2 separate regions of the Homo sapiens genome follow, and region 2 is linked to region 1. A link is a contact called in ENCODE Hi-C or POLR2A ChIA-PET data. All regions are on one chromosome and are shown on one strand. The core of a region is the stretch at or near the end of the contact, and the rest is flanking DNA. Distances in the headings are between cores, read along the strand shown.

Region 1 (3,153 bases), core at 304-2,803:
TTAAGTGTCTGTATGATACTTTATTTTCTTAGAGAGAAATAAAGAACAGTTCCTCTACCCTGAGCTAAACAAAAGTGACATAAATTGAAATAAATTTAGTATTTATGATTACATTAAAAAATTGGGGCTGATGTGATTTCTTTACAATAGCAGAAAATGACAAAGGGGGTAAGGGAATGAGAGATAATCTACCATCTTGTTTGTAATTCCTATTTGATGCCATTATTTTAATATCATGTTTACTCAATTGATTATATTTCAGTGCCATGGGAAAATATTTTGCTAAATTAATTCAGGAAATAAGACCAGACCAGCTACTTTCTTCACTTGAGAAGCATGAAAAACTATTTTTTTTGAACTAAGGCTTTTTGTAGTCTATACTTTCCAAAACAAACATTTTACAGTTTGAACACTAGGGGGCATCTTTGTTTCTTGAAATAAAGGGTCTTGGTTGTGATCTTAAAAAAAAAAAACCTCAGCAGTGAAACATTTTTTGATTCGCATTTTGTTTTGTCAAGCATGTTGGCACCGCAAGGTTTATGACTTTGGGCTGGGCATTTTTGTTTCTATATTAATTGAATGAAGCAGCATGTGTGAGTGTGAAGAGACTAGGATAGTATCTAGTACATAAAGAGTACTCAATAGATACTTGCTCCCTTCCCAGGCCTCCTTCTGTGATTTAACTTCAAGATAAAACCTGACAGATCCTTAAAAGGCAGACTGCTCAAAAATATGTGCTTTCAGAGTTATGTGTATTAAACACTAGAACTTGCATGTTCATTTATTGAACAATGTTTTCTTTTTGAATTCATTAAGAGTTCTGCTTTTCCTTGATTATAGCAAAGCTAACTTATTGGGGATAACTAGCTTATTTACTTCTTCAAAGCCTTACATTTGTCAGCACCAAATCTCTTTTGTCTTTCTTCCTCTCTCCTCTTATTGCTTGATTTTATAAAAAGATCTAAACAAAAATGTATAGTAATATGACAAAGAAAGCCACACATAACAATGATATCATTCATAACAAGTCCCTTCTTCTCAGGAGACAGAAGAATGGAGAAGCCAGTGTGTACCTGCTTCCAAGGCTGTACTACCCTCCAGGGTGGTGGTGCAGTTTCTCAGTCCACCATCAAATTATTTTTCCTTTTACAACATTTCTGGTGGGGACAGGAGACAAGGAGGGAAGAGAAAGCAGGGAACTTCTGTTTGCTGTTAACTCTGCTGGCAGTCTAGCATTGAACCCGCTTAAGTTCAGGGGCAGGGAGGGTGAGCCAGAAGTTAGGGGTGGAAGAAGCCTTGTTCCAGCTGCTCTCGTTTCTAAATGCACATATTCACAGAAGAATCTGTTGTTTGCCATGTGCATAGTCCATTAGGGATTGAAGGGAGAAGCTGGGGCTTATTCTGTGCAAGGAAGTTCTCCACATCCTGGCATATCTGAATCTTTGCCCCAGTGAAGAGCTTTCTGATGCCAGTTCTGAATTGGTACCCCTCTTCCAACTGTTAAGACAGCAGTCACTAATGACAAATCTGGGAAGGAAGTAGAGGGAAGAGTTCCTCTTGTCACTGCCCATAAGTGAAAGTCATGTGGAAGCTTTTTAAAAAAGTTTTTTTCCAACTCCAAATTAATCATTTCCTCTGACTTTTAAAATACATGGCTTATATATACATTACAGCACTCATTAATCTGACACGTTTTAGTTATATCAACATCTGTTTTTCCTATTGGGTTGCACTCTTTGAAAGTAGGTGTTATATTTATTTCAGAATACCTTGGTCTTAACCTGATGCTTTGCATATAATAGGCTCAATAAATGTTAAACTGAATTGAATTATCAAATACCTCACTGAATTATACCACTTTATTGCTGGTAAAATTACTCGAAAAGGAAATAAATGTCTTTAATTAGATAAAAGTGAACATAGAAAAATTAATTTGTCCATAGTTTTGAAGCAAACCACTCAAAGAACCAGGATCTAAAAAATAATTCCCATAATCTTAAGCATTATGACTTAAATTATGTAGCTTCTCATGTTTTTCCTTAACACTGACAGGCTAAATTTTTTTTTCAACTGTAAACTGTTACACATAAAAAATTATTTGTCCTCACTAATCATATATTGCCTGCAAGTAAACTACAGATCAGCATAATTTTAACAGAAACGAACTCTAAAAACAGGGGATGTCTTGTCCCCTGCAAAGGTCCCATGTGGATATCAGAACTACAAGAATCCACAGAGCACTCAATCTTGTATTCTGTTTTGGGAATGGAACAGCCACTCTGTATAAAGGTAGACGTGCTATTAGCCAGTGCTTCAAATTCTGATGGTATCACCTCTGGTAAATGCTGAGTTGGGCAAAATGAGGGTAGTCTCTCTCATGATTCTGACTGCAGTTTGGTAGGTCCTCCGTAAGAAATTTTAAGGATGCTATGAATCCTGTGAAGATGAAATTCATTTGGGTTTTGAAATCTTTTATGCTACATTCCAGTTCAGTGGTTCTTAGCAGAGAATGTACACCAGCATCAGCAACAAAGCTTTTCCACATTCAAGTATGCCCAGCTCCACTCCTGGAAATTCTGATTCACTAAGTCTAGGGAGAGTTCTGGGAAACTGTATTTTAAAAAATTCCATTGGGGTTTCTAATGTGAAATATTAATGTAAAAAATCATTATATTACATAGAACTCCTTGAGAAAAGGCACCATTTTGTCTTTTTGGTCTCTCCAATACCTAGCATATTGCCTTGGCATGTGGTAAGTGCTCAGTAATTGCTTGTTAAATGAATGAATTTTATTGCTTCTCTTTTTGGTTCTGTCTACTTCTATGGAGATATGGAATGAACTTTTGTGTAACAGTACAATCACACGCAAGCAGTGACTTGGGTATTCAGCTCAGGTTAACAGACCGCCAATTTGGCCTTCAGTCCAGTGAGGTCTACTATATAAAGTAAGAACAGACTTTTTAGATTTTGAGGACAGCACTGAAACACACCTAGTTTTGCAGCAACCTGAGACATTTTAGTAGCATGAAAACTTATAAAAAGTATCAAATAGGCAACCTGTTTCCAGTTTGTTCCTTTACAGTGGAGGTTCTCAATGAGAAAACTATTATTATGGTTTTTCTAACTATGTACACAGAATAAAAAAGAAAAAGT
Region 2 (3,153 bases), core at 364-2,863, 360 kb after region 1:
TGGTACGGGCCTGCTTCCTCTTAGATGGCGCCTTCTCTCTGTGTCCTCACATGGTGGAAGGGGAGAATAAGCTTTTTGGGGCTTCTTTTATAAGGGCACTAATCCCACACATAAGAGCTCTGATCTTTCGACTTAATCACCCTACAAAGACTCTACCTCCTAATACAATCACCTTGGGGGTTAGGATTTCAACACGTGAATTTTGTGGAGATGCGAACATTCAGACCATAGCAGATTAGAATTGAAAAGAGCACCACAAAGGCCTGCTTCCATTCAGATATGCATATTTTGGTCAACAGATCACTTTCTCAGTGAAGTAACATCCGATGCTAATACACGTCCAAGCCCGTGTGTGCTTGTATCTACATGTACTAATAGCACACAGCCAACAGAGTGGCTTTTTTCACCAAATAGATTCAAGATTGACTTGTTAAGCATATCTGCTCATTTGCATGAAGAAAGCTAGAATGCTTCACATACTGGGCACACTACTTCAATCTTCAGCTATAAAATCCATTAGGCTCCATAAGTTATTATTTTGCTTAAAAGAGGAATATTCTTGACAAGGAAATCCTAGGAGAAATGCACTGCATGATGCCACAGGAAATGATTTCTGGAGGACTGCAATGAGTCCAGCCAAATCACTTCAGACATCTCCACAGCCTGTCAGTCCACGTAACACTACAGGAAAACACATGCGTTCATTAAAATGTCTGATTTCGTACATGCTAGATATAGCAAAGAATCTGCTGGAAGCTGGACTTCGGTAGATATGACTAGTTTGCACCTTAAGGATTTAGATTGCATATTCTCAACTGAGGAGCACGAAAAGAAAAGAAGGCAAGGGGATCATGCTCTACTAGCTACACACAAGCAGAATTAGTCCTGAAGCAACCTGAGGAAAACATACAAGAATCATGAAACCCTAAAGGGGAAGATCCAGACTCTCTCCACCCATCCATGTCTAGTCCTGGTACCAGCCCAAATTACCTTGCAGCAGACACAAAATACAGAGAAATATTTATATCCTAAAAGAAGAGTTTTATTAAAAAAGAGTCAAAATACTAACTATACCCTAATACATTATATTCTTATGTTAATGTTCTTTTGTGGTTATGAAAAACCATAGCTCCATAAAGAATAGGAACAATGCACTTCCATTTATATTATTATTCTTACACTGTGCACATTACATGCTAATTCAACATTTGTAAGAGAGATATCAACAGTGACAAATCAAGTTTCATCAGGTTAAATTGAGGATTTTGATAGTACCAAAATTAATAAGTCATAATCCACCAATCCATAGTTTTATACCAGCCTCTGTCTATTTAAGGTCAATTTGGAAAAGTTTTCAAGCAACTACTCTAAACCTAACCCCCTTTTTCATTTTGTTATTTGGTTAGTGTTTAACTAAATAAGTTTATAATATAAGCATTAAGACTATCTAAAAAAGCATCCCCCCAGCACCCCCCCAAGAAAACCCACACTAATTTAGGTTAAAAACAAAGTAATGGCAGCAAAAGTGTCTTTAAGTTTTGCAATAATCCTTCCAGTACTTTTGCATCCCAAAAGGCTCCAGATGTGACCAGCCACTGCAAAATGGTAAGTTGTTTATCAGCATTCTACAATGGGAACTGGCACCTGTAATTTTACTCTTATTTTGCATCAGCATTATTAAAACACGTAAAAAAAATGACCAAGTGAGGGTTTTGTGTAATCACACGTACACCTTCAGGGTGAAATGCTCTGTTGGCTGTCTGTTGTCCTGAAGGTGACGGCTATACCAAGCAGCTTCCTTCTCTGTTGTCTGTGTGTAGCTGCTATGAGCCTCCTTCTATAGGGAGTTTCTGCTGGTAGCAGTGACTGGAAAATAATGTGGAAATGTTGTTCTCACAGCCTGTAAAGAACCGACTGTTGATCACTTTTGATAATGCAAAGGATTACAGTGCTTTTCTTTTTCATTCATTTTTTTCTTGTTTTCATTTTTCTTTCTTTCTCCCTGTTGGTTGCTAATAGTCATCTGTAATTAGAAAGAGGCCCCTTGTCCGCCTCAGTCTGGAGTGAAGGTTTAAGAAATAAACATATTTGAATCATGTGATGACAATTAACCACTTTGTTAAGCCATAGATCCCACTTCACCCTTACCACCTCCTCTTAACCCGGAGCTATGTTCCATCCTGCCTAAGGTTTTCCTCACTGCTTCAGCCTGCTCCCAACTTTCCAGTTGTTTAGAAACATGACAAACTGACTTTTGTTTGTTGGCACTTCAACAATGTAGATTATTGGAACTTCACTTTTGCTTGACTGCTGATTTCCAATCCTATATAGCAACAAAGTGTAATTTGTTACTGATATAAAATCAATGGGAGCTAGAAGTTTGCTGTTTTAAAAAGTTTCTTTTCTTTGTTCCTGTCAAACAATTACACACTCAGATGCTTGAAAACAGGTTTTTGTTTGTTTGTTTTGTTTTGTTTTTTGAGATGGAGTCTCGCTCTGTCGCCCAGGCTGGAGTGCAGTGGTGCAATCTCGGCTCACTGGAACCTCCACCTCCTGGGTTCAAACGATTCTCCTGCCTCAGCTTCCTGAGTAGCTGGGATTATAGACGCCCACCACCACACCCTGCTAATTTTTTGTATTTTTAGTAGAGACAGGGTTTCACCGTGTTAGCCAGGATGGTCTCGATCTCCTGACCTTGTAATCCGCCCGCATTGGCCTCCCCAAGTGCTGGGATTACAGGCGTGGGCCACCACACCCAGCTGAAAACAGGTCATTTTTTAAAAGACTCTTTCTGCAAGTCCTTTGCATACATGTGAAGAGAGATGAGTTGGGAAACTGAGGAGCAGAGGGTTTAAGTGACTCACCTAGGACAGCAGAGTGAGTCATCACCAAGCTGAAGTGGGGACTCGGTGTTCCTGACAGCTGATGGTCAGCACAATACACTTGATTATATGGCCTTGGGAGTTAGAGCTCCACAAAACTCTCATTTCTGGTTTAAACTGGGCTTTGACTAGTTTTGTTTCTGCTTCTTATTAATGGCAGTTAAACATGTATTGATACAGTCAAATAACCACAAGGCCAGGGATGCTCTACTTAAGGCCATCCAGGAACTTCCAATTGCTGTTTGCTGTGCACAGGCATACTGAAGCTTAG

The links. A loop is a pair of places that touch in the nucleus more often than their neighbours do. ChIA-PET counts read pairs that join two places held with the same protein, here RNA polymerase II (POLR2A). Pooled maps may share reads with other maps.
Region 2: a loop to region 1 is called in a map of endothelial cell of umbilical vein, with 13 times the contacts of the local background. The contact joins two enhancer-like sites. A Hi-C loop is called at or near these places in 1 of 168 maps with a recorded cell type or tissue (endothelial cell of umbilical vein) and 9 of 50 pooled maps. POLR2A ChIA-PET finds 5 or more read pairs at or near these places in 3 of 52 experiments (K562, OCI-LY7 and activated CD8-positive, alpha-beta memory T cell).

What each region holds. Positions count from the first base shown.
Region 1 is chr5:81,425,263-81,428,415 of GRCh38, forward strand. The region is part of intron 16 of SSBP2 (single stranded DNA binding protein 2); the gene reads right to left. Among named protein-coding and RNA genes, the nearest start is that of ACOT12, 33 kb to the left of the region's middle. Within about 2 kb of position 1,554, at least 2 of the 41 ENCODE cell types and tissues checked have a DNase peak (open chromatin) inside an H3K27ac peak, as active enhancers do.
Region 2 is chr5:81,786,363-81,789,515 of GRCh38, forward strand. No RefSeq gene overlaps it. Among named protein-coding and RNA genes, the nearest start is that of SSBP2, 37 kb to the left of the region's middle. Within about 2 kb of position 1,614, at least 15 of the 41 ENCODE cell types and tissues checked have a DNase peak (open chromatin) inside an H3K27ac peak, as active enhancers do.